Regions from separate parts of the Mus musculus genome. Here region 1 is linked to region 2. The links are chromatin contacts, found by Hi-C or POLR2A ChIA-PET in ENCODE. All regions are on one chromosome and are shown on one strand. The core of a region is the stretch at or near the end of the contact, and the rest is flanking DNA. Distances in the headings are between cores, read along the strand shown. Region 1 holds the start of Car13 (carbonic anhydrase 13). Region 2 holds the start of Lrrcc1 (leucine rich repeat and coiled-coil domain containing 1).

What was found. A loop is a pair of places that touch in the nucleus more often than their neighbours do. ChIA-PET counts read pairs that join two places held with the same protein, here RNA polymerase II (POLR2A).
Region 1: a map of v-Abl transformed pro-B cells shows a loop between it and region 2 (2.2-fold over the local background). The contact joins the promoter of Car13 here to the promoter of Lrrcc1 in region 2. A Hi-C loop is called at or near these places in 1 of 37 maps with a recorded cell type or tissue (v-Abl transformed pro-B cells). POLR2A ChIA-PET finds 5 or more read pairs at or near these places in 1 of 5 experiments (embryonic stem cell).

What each region holds. Positions count from the first base shown.
Region 1 is chr3:14,639,372-14,645,584 of GRCm38, forward strand. Car13 (carbonic anhydrase 13) reads left to right here and starts at 2,356. Exons shown (of 7, transcript NM_024495.5): 1 at 2,356-2,474; 2 at 5,666-5,863. The coding sequence starts at 2,438.
Region 2 is chr3:14,528,947-14,535,689 of GRCm38, forward strand. Lrrcc1 (leucine rich repeat and coiled-coil domain containing 1) reads left to right here and starts at 4,842. Exons shown (of 19, transcript NM_001163579.1): 1 at 4,842-5,076. The coding sequence starts at 4,988.

The DNA of each region.
Region 1 (6,213 bases), core at 1,106-3,605, 110 kb after region 2:
GTCTTCAGACACACCAGAAGAGGGAGTCAGTTCTTGTTACGGATGGTTGTTGGATGGTTGTGAGCCACCATGTGGTTGCTGGGATTTGAACTCTGGACCTTTGGAAGAGCAGTCGGTTGCTCTTACCCACTGAGCCATCTCGCCAGCCCCCTAGGCCATCTTTTGATGCATATGCAGCTAGAGTCAAGAGCTCCGGGGTACTGGTTAGTTCATAATGTTGTTCCACCTATAGGGTTGCAGATCCCTTTAGCTTCTTTGGTACTTTCTCTAGCTCCTTCATTGGGGGCCATGTGATCCATCCAATAGCTGACTGTGAGCATCCACTTCTATGTTTGCTAGGCCCAGGCATACTCTGACAAGAGACAGCTATATCAGGGTCCTTTCAGCATAATCTTGCTAGTGTATGCAATGGTGTCAGCATTTGGAAGCTGATTATGGGATGGATCCCCGGATATGCTAGTGTCTACATGGTCCATCCTTTTATCTCAGCTCCAAACTTTGTCTCTGTAACTCCTTCCAAGGGTGTTTTGTTCCCACTTCTAAGGAGGGGCATAGTGTTCACACTTCAGTCTTCATTTTTCTTGAGTTTCATGTGTTTAGGAAATTGTATCTTATATCTTGGGTATCTTAGGTTTTGGGCTAATATCCACTTATCAGTGAGTACATATTGTGTGAGTTCCTTTGTGAATGTGTTACCTCACTCAGGATGATGCCCTCCAGGTCCATCCATTTGGCTAGGAATTTCATAAATTCATTCTTTTTAATAGCTGAGTAGTACTCCATTGTGTAGATGTACCACATTTTCTGTATCCATTCCTCTGTTGAGGGGCATCTGGGTTCCTTCCAGCTTCTGGCTATTATAAATAAGGCTGCTATGAACATAGTGGAGCATGTGTCCTTCTTACCAGTTGGGGCATCTTCTGGAATAGAATTGAAGACCCAGAAATGAACCCACACACCTATGGTCACTTGATCTTCGACAAGGGAGCTAAAACCATCCAGTGGAAGAAAGACAGCATTTTCAACAATTGGTGCTGGCACAACTGGTTGTTATCATGTAGAAGAATGCGAATCGATCCATACTTATCTCCTTGTACTAAGGTCAAATCTAAATGGATCAAGGAACTTCACATAAAACCAGAGACACTGAAACTTATAGAGGAGAAAGTGGGGAAAAGCCTTGAAGATATGGGTACAGGGGAAAAATTCCTGAACAGAACAGCAATGGCTTGCTCTGTAAGATCGAGAATTGACAAATGGGACCTAATGAAACTCCAAAGTTTCTGCAAGGCAAAAGACACCGTCAATAAGACAAAAAGACCACCAACAGATTGGGAAAGGATCTTTACCTATCCTAAATCAGATAGGGGACTAATATCCAACATATATAAAGAACTCAAGAAGGTGGACTTCAGAAAATCAAATAACCCCATTAAAAAATGGGGCTCAGAACTGAACAAAGAATTCTCACCTGAGGAATACCGAATGGCAGAGAAGCACCTGAAAAAATGTTCAACATCCTTAATCATCAGGGAAATGCAAATCAAAACAACCCTGAGATTCCACCTCACACCAGTCAGAATGGCTAAGATCAAAAATTCAGGTGACAGCAGATGCTGGCGTGGATGTGGAGAAAGAGGAACACTCCTCCATTGTTGGTGGGATTGCAGGCTTGTACAACCACTCTGGAAATCAGTCTGGCGGTTCCTCAGAAAACTGGATATAGTACTACCGGAGGATCCAGCAATACCTCTCCTGGGCATATATCTAGAACAGTCTTCGAAGGTGAGTTTCTACTGTTCTGTAGGAGCGCACACACTTCTCTTCTCAACTCCTTCCTTCTTGCACAGTCAGAATGGCAGTAAGAGTTAAGAACCAAGAATCCAGTAAGTTTGGCTTCTTCTATGCAGGGCCAAGTCTGCAAGATGCTGGAGTAAGCAAAAAGGAATCAGAGAAGTGAGTTATGCAGATGGAAAGGCTGGAGCTGTCGGGGAAGGGAGGGCTGGCCCGGGGAGGTGAGCACTTCCTAACTAGTAGTTCTTATTTTAAGTGGTGGTTATTACAGCTATCGGCATTGATGTATGTGCATGTGTAATCACCACTGCCACCTCCATCAAGGTCCCCTGCATTTCCCAGACAAGATCTCCAACTCCAGCAGCAGCTCCTGCCTGGGTGAGTCATTTCCAGAAGGGCTTTTTCTGGGGTGGACTTCTCAGAAGGCAGGAAATCCCCATTGGAAACCTTTCTGGCTGCTGAGCACAGATCCCTTTCCCCACTCGGGCGCCCCCTGCGGGTGACGACCGTGCCCTCGGGTTTCGGGTTCCCGGGTTCGGGGTGCGGGCGGCCCCGCCCTCCACCCAGGCCCGCCCAGCTCCTTGGCGCGGGCGCCCTGCCACAGGTCCACAGTGTCCCTGCCACAGGCTCTCCATCGAGGACCATGGCGAGGCTGAGCTGGGGGTACGGCGAGCACAACGGTGAGCGCGGGCTTCCAGAGGGGGCTGATGGGGGCTTGAGGGAGCTCTGAGCCCCGTGGGGGGGTTGGGGGTCAGGGCCTGGTCCCCGCCGGCTCTCTCCAGAGTGGACGGCGGCATTCATTCAACTTCACTGGAAAAGCTCACTGCTGTCCCGAGAAAGCTTAAGAGGTCAGAAGTCAGATGACACATTTGTAAGGAAACAAGGACAACTGAGCCGCGAGAGCTCCCAGATCACTAAGTCACGGGACGCCTTCCAGGCGCTGTTGAAGCAATCTTGGTAACTTGTAATTTGCATACTGACTTGAAGTTAACTTGGGGCTTGTTCTTCAGTCTTACTTTCCTACCGTACCCATCCTTTCAGAGACCAAGGTTTAGCAAACGATTATAGAAATTATAATATGGTGTTAAATATATTTATTGATAAGCATGGCAACTTTTCTTCATCGCCTAAGTGTATTAGGGATAAGACATTCTTCTTGTTCATCGTTTGAACTGATTGCTTCAATTAATTACTCAAAAGAATTGCAAAGAAAAACTGGGAAAGCACTGATAGTCTTCAAAATGGAGTTTGTGGATAATAATATCAAAAACTTAAATTAGCATATACGTTATTGGATAATATTCTATAGTACATTTAATGAAAGTTTACGGAAAGTTTTCCCTTCTTTTATTTTATTTTCCCCCTTTTTGTGTTTTGAGACGAATCTTACTCTGTAGCTTAGTCTGGGCAGAACTTGTGGTCATCCTCTTTTCTTGGATGGAAAAAAAAAACTCGTTTCTTATTGCAGCTTATTTGAGGTCGTGATGACATTAATGTTATTTTTAAAATGACATCAGATGAAGTTTAGATTTTTATGAATGACATTTATAATTTAGATGAATTTCTTAAGCCAAAATAGCAATCTTATGTTTCATTACCTTCTAATTTGTGTGTTTGAAAGACAATCTTTACACATTTCAGTTTTGTCTCTGAAATCATTTTGTTTGTTGTTATTTGGCAGTTATTAGGTGCCAGTAGTGGTACCCTCTCTGTGGTTAGGGAGAAGGTTGTGTTAGCCAGTAGGTACTGATTGTACCCGAATAGGTACCCGAATAAGTATTGGTTTCAATAAAATTCTCCAGAAAATTTAAAATTTCAACTTAGAAAGGGCATTATAATGAGGAGTTGTTTTACATCTTGTTCATTTTTTAAATCTTAAAAAAGATTTATTCTTTTTTTAAAAAAATATGTTTATGAATTTTTGACTTGTATGTTGTGGAAGTTAGAAGAGGGCATTAGATCAACAAGGACTGCTGCTGGTTTTAGCCTCCATGTGGGCCGGGAAATCGAACCCAGGTGCTCGGCAAGAGTATCAAGTGTTCTAACTGCTGGACCTTCTCCCCAGTCCCCAGTTTACATTCTAGCTAGGAGTTGCAGAACCATTCTTCTCGCAGAAACAGTGGTTTTCAGAGGACCACACCTTGAAGTTAGATTATGAGATTATGTTGGAAGAATTCGGTTGGGATGTACTGGGAACTGACCAAGCATTTTTTTCTTTTTCTTTTTCTTGTTCAGTCATTGAAAATACAGTGACTGAACAGCTGGAAAGAACTTAAGCTGAGCCTGGCAGTGATAAAATGGAATGGGAATTGGAGCTCTGGACAGGACAGGGTGCCTGTTCCTAAGCAGTTTGTTTCTTCTTCCGCTAACCTCTGATCATTTTATAGGTTTAGGCCGTGTGACATCACCAAACATCATATAACACTATGGATATTCAAAAATTCCTCAAGCCACTGAGGCATGTACCTTTCACTTAAGAACCATGGTTAAGTGAATTTAAAGTCCAGTGTGGTAGGAAACATACAAAGGTGGGTCTATTTAAGAGGCCCGATATTGCAAGTGAATAGATAAAACTGGCTATCCATCCCAGTGGCTTTATTTTGGGTAGATTTGACTTCTCTAAGAACAGGCCTGGTTGAGAAGGGTTAGGGATTGATGACGGAAGGGCTTAGGAAGAGAAAGCAGCCCCTTATCTGTTGCAAAAATGTTTGCATGTTGTGACTCCTGCATTGCATGTTTGAAATCTGGTGCTCATTACGTAGAATAACTCGTATGTGGTGGTCATGACAGAAAGATTTTCTATATTAAATAAGAAGACAAAATTGTAAGCAGAAAGATACACACAGCAAGACGAGAAATAATCTCATAATCCTACAGTGTCTTCTGAGGATTTTAAATGCAAAATCGCCATGACCCATAGTATCTGATTCACAGGATACCTTTGAAGCAGGGTATATTGTCATTTGTTCATGGTGTGGCTTTTTTCCAGAAACCAATGTGAGCAACAATGTTATATTTTTTGACAGGGCATAGCCATTTTGTTTGAATTATTCTCTGTGTAAGATTTGTGTGTGTGTGTGTGTTGGGTAGATGAGTTGCATATAACAGGTACCTCAGGTTAGCTGAGCTGAGCAGAGGGGCATTAGAGGCTATCCGTCAGTGCTATAACTACTAGCAGAAATAGCAGGCAGTGTCTGCTCTTCCTCTGCTTAAACTTCTTGGCCTCTGGAGCAGCCAAGGAACATTCTTGGTTTTGAGATGGAATTTCTTTGTTTGCAACAATGAATTGTACTTCTGTTCTTGTTTGGTAGGTAGGTAACTTTGAGAAGCACTGTATGAAATGTAATTATTCTTTCACCTATAATGTACATCTTTAATTCTGATAACAATTTAAAGCAAACACAGTGCTTTCCATAACCACAAAACACTAGTCATGGTTAAAATAGGAGCAGAGTCCTGAGGATCATACTTTTACTAATTTTTAATTTTTCCCCATGATGTGGATGATGTGGCTGTGGGTATGGATGTTTTATTGTGTGCAGAAGCCAGATGGACCTTGGTTGTCTTCCCCTCTGTTCTCTATCACCTTCTTAATTGTTTCTCTCTGAGCCTGGAGTTCAGAGAGTCAGACTTAGTGTAACTAGCCAGCTAATGTGGAACTCCTTAAGTCTCCTCCTAAATGCTGGACTTCAAGTGAGCTGCCACACCCACCTGGCATTCCTATGGATAATGAGGATCCAAACTCTCACCTTCACATTTGTGCTGCACTTCCTTTATCCATGAAGTGGAGTCCCCAGCCTGCTGCTACCAGTTTTAATTTGCTGAATGAAGAACTTACTTAGTCCTCTCCTTTTGGTCTTCTCAATTTCAGGTCCCATTCACTGGAATGAATTGTTCCCTATTGCTGATGGTGATCAGCAGTCTCCAATTGAGATTAAAACCAAAGAAGTGAAATACGACTCCTCACTCCGACCTCTCAGTATCAAGTATGATCCTGCCTCAGCTAAAATCATCAGCAATAGTGGCCATTCCTTCAACGTTGACTTTGACGACACGGAGGACAAATCAGGTTGGCTCTGTTTGTTTATTAGTTGTTGTAAGACGTTGGATGGTTAGATTTACTCTCCTGTTTTTCACTCTGTAAATTTCAAAATTGAAGCATATTTATCATGTGAATTCAAGTGTTATATATTTGAAACTTAAGATAATATTACCATGAAATAATAGAGAAAATTTGTAGAAAAAAGTATGCTGGGTGATATTTTAAAATTGGTTTTAGGTTATTATTACTTAATGATGTAAATATTGAAGTTTAATAGTTTTTTATAAATAATTTTAGTCTTTTCATGAAAACTTTAAAATTTCTTTAGATTTGTTTATTTTTATCTGTATGAATGTGTACTGTGTGGCTGTCTAAGG
Region 2 (6,743 bases), core at 3,592-6,091:
AGTCTAGTAGAGGGCTGGAAAGAGGGCTTAGAGGTTAAGAGCACTGACTGCTCTTCCAGAGGTCCTTAGTTCAATTCCTAGCAAGCAAATGGTGGCTCACAACTATTTGTAATGAAATCTGATGCCCCTTCTGGTGTGTTCGAAGAGAGCAACAGTATACTCACATAAAATAAATGAATAAATCCTTTTTTAAAGAAAGAAAGAAAGAAAGAAAGAAAGAGAGAGAGAGAGAGAGAGAGAGAGAGAGAGAGAGGGAAGGAGGAAGGAAAGAAGGAAGGAAGGAAGGAAGGAAGGAAGGGAGGGAGGGAGGGAGGGAGGGAGGGAGGAAGGAAGGAAGGAAGGAAGGAAGGAAGGAAGGGAGGGAGGGAGGGAGGGAGGGAGGGAAGAAAGGGAAGGGAAGGAAAGTCTGGTAAAATTCTGTACTAAAACCATCTGGCCCTGGGCATTTTTGTTTTGGAGACTTTCAGTGACTGTTTCTATTTCAGTAGGGTTTATATGCCTGTTTAAGTTACTTATATCATTTTTATTTAACTGTAGTAAATGATACATATCAAGAAATTTATCCTTTTCTTTTAGATTTTCCAACTTGGTTGAGTAAAAGTTATTAAAGTATGTCCTTATGGTTCTCCAGATTTTCTTGGTGTCTGATGTTACAACCCCTTGTCATTTTCTTTCTTTTTTTTTTTTTTAATGTTGTCATCTCTCTCCACTTTTTAGTTATTTTCAATAGGCACTGTCAGTGTTATTGACTTCATCAATGAATCAACTCTTTGTTTCATTGACTGACTCTACTTTTTTGTTTGTTTGTTTCTATTTTACTAATTTCAGTCCTGTGTATATTTCTAGTGGTCTACTCCTTTGGGGAAAGAAGAAAGTTATGCTTTCTTCTTTCTGTTTTAGAACTTTCAGGTTTGCATTTAAATTTTTAATATGAGGTATTTCCAATTATTTTATGTGGGAACTTAGCACAATGAACTTGCCTCTCAGAACCACTTTCACTGTATCCCAAGTTTTCAGTGCGTTTTGTATTTACTTTCACTCAGTTCTATCAAGTGTTTACATTCTGTCTTGACTCGTTTTCATTCAGTAGAGCATTGTTCAGTTTCCATGGCATCTTAAGTTCTCTGTTGTTGCCGAAATCAGTGGTATCAGTCATGATGCAGGGAGTTAGTTCTTCTATCTATTAAATCTTGCCTTGTTTCCAAATATGTGATCAATTATAAAGAAAGTTCTATGAACCACAGAGAAGAAAGTATATGCTTTTATGTTTGGGTGAAATGTTCTGTAAATATGTTAGGTCCATTTGGTTTATAACATCTGCTCGTTGCTGCATTTCTCTGTTTAGCTTCTGTCTGATGACTTGTCTGTTGGTTAAAATTGGGTATTGAAGTTTCCAAGATCAGTGAAGTCAGTTTCTGATTTTAGTAGGCATTCCTGTGGTACTTGGCCTGGAATAGCATGAGTAAGGAGAAAGTTTGGAGGGGACAGTCTAAGTGATCCGCTGGAGACAGGAACAGAGAGAAGGAGGAGGCCACAATCTGACTTTTGGGTGAGACTCAGGGGGTTGGAACAGTGAAGAACTGCAATTAGGCTCCCTGCTTAGCGGTCGGAGTCCTGTGGGTCCCATGGAATGCCTGCTGGAGCTAATGACTCATAAAGTTGTGAGGAGGAGGAAGTGAGATTGGAGGGAAGATCTGTGTGTTTCTCTGGAGCTGTGAGGAATGGGATACAGAGTTGGGAATGAGACTGGGAAGTTGGATTTGGAAGAAAGGGACTAGAGGTGAAGATCTGGAGTTGGCCTGCCTGCTTCCCTGGCCAGAATCGGTCATTGCAGTTTCAAATGTACCACTGGCACTTTCAGTTATGTAAGTGGAGCCAAGTGAAGAAAAGTCTTACAAACAGCCTCAGTAAGTGCTCTTTTTGCTGCTTGTCAGAGCTTGCCAACCTACTGCAGAACTTTACCTCAGCTGTCAATATAAAACCTTAATTTTTTTTAAGTTTCTTTTTTTCTCTATATGTACTTATATGTGTTTATCCAAACGTGAGCTTGGTGCATGTGTGTGGTATGTTCATAGCTGTGTATAGATATGTTCACAAGTATGAACCTGAGATCAGAGGAGAACTTTGGGTGTCCCACTCTACCACTGTTTGAGCTGTGTCCTTGAGAAAGTGTCTCTCCCTGGAGCTAGGTTAGCAGCCATCATGTCACAGAGACTCTCCTGTCTCTGATAGTGCTGGAGTTACAAGCCATGCCTAAACAGGACTCAATTTTTATGTGTTCTGGGTTTTTATTTCAGATTTAATTGCTTCCACACTTAAAAATTGTTAACCTTTTTTGCCATCTCCATAGCCTCAAAACTTCTCTTTTGAAAATAACAAAATATTTTAAGGAATAATGTTATTAGATCTATCACAGGAACTTGAGCAGTCTCAAAATGAGTTATTATCAGGGTCCAGCCTCAGCACAGGATCGGTGTACTCAATTGGAAGCAGGAATATCTAGAATGCACATAATAAATAGACACAGACAACATTTTGGGTAAAAACTGACAGGCAATTTTTCAAGGCTTAAAGTTACTATCCTCTCTCCTCCTTCTCCTCCTCCTCCTCCTCCTCTTCCTCCTCCTCCTCCTCCTCTTCCTCCTCCTCCTCTTCCCCTCCCCTCCCCTCCCCTCTCTCCCTCTCTCCCTCTCTCCCTCTCTCCCTCTCTCCCTCTCTCCTCTCTGCTCTCTTTCTCTCTTGCCCACTTGCAGCTTGAGGTTGCACACACCCTGCATTCTCTTACACACTCTGCTTTTTTCTCCTGTGTGCTTTTCTTTCCTCAAACTCTTACACTCCTACATAACCTCTGTGCGTTCCCCTTTCACTCACACACACACATTTCCACACACATCTCACATTCTCCCCTCACTCATTCCCCTTTCACTCACACACACACACTCTCCACACACATCTCACACACACATCACATGCACTCTTCTTTCACACACACACACACACACACACACACACACACACACACACACATTTTCACACACATTTCGAATTCTTTCCTCACTCACTCTTCACATGTTCTGCTCATGGCTCTCTTGCCTTTCTCTTGCCCTAGTCTTTTATTGATACTCCAAAAGCAGATAGAAAAAAAGACATTGTATAATCATTGTCAAATCAAATTCATAAGAATAACCACACCCACAAAGAATCAAGAATTACAATTGTTCCCCAAAGTTTCAAGCGTTCCCTATTCCCAGGCCTGTAGCCAAAATAACAATAATTGTAAACTTATCATTATTTAACCTTTAATCTTTGAATTATTATACTTCAGAGCTCAGAGCTATGAGGCCAGCTACTTGCATTTTCTTGTGACGCTCTAATGATAAATGACATGGGCAAAGCTGCCAGGCAGTGGCCAGAAAGAATCAAGTTAACCCTTAACTCAATAGTTCTGCTAGCTTTCTGCTTTTGCACATTGCACACAATGGCTTTCCTAAGAGTCCCAGTGTTTTGACTTAGGTTTACGAATATATAATTTTATGTATCTTTACTTTCTTATTCAGAAACCACTCTTAAATGTTGTGCAAAATTTATTTCATAATTTCAAAAAAACTATTCCTTTCTTGGGATACCAATGTTGGCTCTAATTCATTTTCTAATAATTTCTTCAAACTTTCTTTGCAAGTCAAGCATTAATCTGGAACTATCATTGTTCAGTTATTATATTGTTTTCAAGATGAGAACACACAGCAGGCACCATTAGGACTGTGCTGTGCTGTGTCCCTATGCCTCAATTTTTAACTGTTTAAGAATCAAGGAACGTCTAGTTTCACAGAATTCACCAGAGCAGAAGGGAGAAAGAAATAAGAAAGTCAGATATAATAGAATAATTATGCCCACCAAGACCAACTGAAAGACAGGCACCCACAAATGAATTCTATACAGCTGTTATTCAGGGATAAGATTAGAAGTGGGAACGACTGTTTTCTACAAAGAGCTGCAGTGGGCTACTGAGATGTCTCCATCCTGGCCTACTGCGGGCAGTCGCTGTCATGGTATGCTGTCCCCAACAAGTTATTTATGTGGTAGCCAGGAAAACTGTATTTTGGTGGCTGTCTCCTTATCTTTGCAATGCCTTTGTGTGGCGGCTACACATCCTTGAGGCTGTAGATAGGTTGTCCCCACTGTATAAAAAACTAAAACATCAGGATATTTTCCCACACGTGTGCACTAACAAAGGTGTACAAACTCTTTGGCATCGTTAGAATATCTTTTTCAACATAGTCTGAACATCCCCTACCATTTTGTGAGATTTTCTGAAGAACTGTGGAAATAAGGTCCCTGAAAGGAGATCAGTCTATCAGTTGGGAGGGAAAGGGGGTCAACTTATGTCATGACTGTCATCACCTACCAAAGAAAAATTTTATACCACAATGGAAAAACCATTGTCTCACCAACTCTACCTTGAAACAGCCCAGTGAAGTATCTTTGGAGTGTTTGCTTTTGCAGAGGCATTGAAGAGTGTCTCTTGAGCGAATTCTTTAAAAAGCTGAACATTTTTTTCTCATCACAGGGAGACCAGCATACATAAATAAAGGCATTGCACAAATACTTAAGGATTTAACAGGAGTTCAGTGACCAAAAACGGGGAACATTACTATGTCTGCAAGATCACGTCACGAAGTATAAAAGCAAACTATTGAGAAAAACGCCTCCATATGGCAGTGGGCTATAAATAATGTTCAGTAGCCCACTCATTCCAAACCAACAAATGGAAAGGCTTTACTTTAAAGGCAGATGCCGTAAAAGTCAAGCCCTCTTTGAGCGGCGCCGTTGTCCTGCTTTGCGGCCGCGCAGGGCGGGGAAAGTGCGGCAGGCGGTTAGAGTCCTCGCCCCGCCCCTTGCTCACTCCCCGCTCCCGCTTTTGGAGGCGTGAGCAAGCTGGGACCCAGCGCTGGGCGCCGGTTAACACCCACTCCCCGTCGCGGGTACCATGGAGGCGGCGGTGTGTAGCGAAATCGAACGGGAGGATGGCGACAGCAGCTGCGGGGATGTGTGTTTCATGGACAAAGGCCTGCACAGGTAGCTGCCGCCACCCGGTTGGACCTCGGGTTGGCTGGCTTCGGAGAGCCGGGCTTGTGCAGGAAGCGGGTTCCTCCCCATCCTCCCAGCACAGTCTGGGGCTCCTCTCTGTCCCCCAGCATAGCCCGGGGTTTCTCTGTGTTCCCCCTGCACGGCCCGGGGCTTCTCTTACTCCTCCCAGCATTGCCCTGGCTTCCTCCCTGCCAAGCCCTGAATCCCTCCTGGCTCACTCAGCTGAGCTCAGGGTTCTTCCGCATCCTCTCCACAGATCCCGGGGTTCCTTTCTCTCCACCACCCAGCGCAACCTGCGGTTCTTTCTTACGGACCTGCTGAGCCCAAGCTTCCTCTTTCCCCTCTCCTCGCCCCCACTTTCGCACCCCCTAGCTGTTGCTCTTCCTGGTCTCCTTCCAGGAGCCTGAGAAGTGGGGCAAGCAGCAAGGCAAGCCTTCTCTACTCCCTGCTTACATCTCTTGCCTCAGTTCTCACCCGTTTTTAAGTTCTTTTGCATAAGACACAATCAGAGACATATCCATACAGTTGTTGAAAGTACCAAATATAACTCTTACTGACCCTGTTTTATGTTACTGAGACTGCTCAGTGGTTTTTCAGGCCCCTGGATTTTCCATACTCTGTGAGCCTTACCAGTTCAACCTAGACCCTCTCTTGTTTTTCACTGGCCAGTTAGCTATTTCTGAGATCCAGGCATTTCTGTTACAATATTCTCTGTCTTTGTTGAGGTGCCTGCTCTACTCCATCAGAACCGTGGTATTTATAATATAATGAAAACAATTTAGTCTCAGGCCTGATCTAAGGGTTGCCAACGAAGAGGTTTTTTCAAAAGAATGCTTACATTTATATTTAATAATGGTTATCGCTTTGAGGATGATGTCTATGTGAATGTTATATGTGTTATTACTAATCACCACAGCAATTATGCAGGGTCGTTTTTGTTTTGTTTTGTTTTGTTTTTCTTCTTCTAGTAAGCAATGACTCTGGGAATTTATATTTTAGATACATTATATAACTTGACAGTGTAACTAGTGAGCAAGTAAATTCAACAGTATTGATTTCTGATAGGTCAGAAAACAGATTGCTATTAAGAGCATATAATAGCACAAAATTTGTCCCTAAATAATTCTGTAATTGCCAGATAATCAGCAAATACTTCAGACACCTTTAGAAATTGGTGTTTTGAGGTTTGCAACTGTTTCCTTGCTGCCAATAAGTAGGTTTCCTGCAACTTTATACTAGCTAGCATAAAAATCTACCACAGATGCCCTTGACATTGTGTGTGCTATTCTGAACTACTTTTAGCATCTCTGAGCAGTGCACTGTAGTTCCATGGAAATACCATTCTACTCGGCATGCTCAATTTATAAGTGGTAGTAGTGGGAGTAAAGAGATGATTTCAGTTTAGAGAAAATGCATTCCAGCTTGCAGTTAGAAAGGACCTCAGCTTTTCCACCAGCAAGAAACATAATTAAGGTTTTTGGTGTTTTGTTTTGTGTTTTGTGTTTTTTGGAAACTACATTCTGGACTAACTAGCTATCATTGAGAGTAAAGAAAGTTATAAACTCATGCATAGGATCTGGATTCATGCCAGGTCACTCTTGGTCTCTTTAATTGTCATAACCATACACCAACTGCTTAAGAGTTTGAAAATTAAG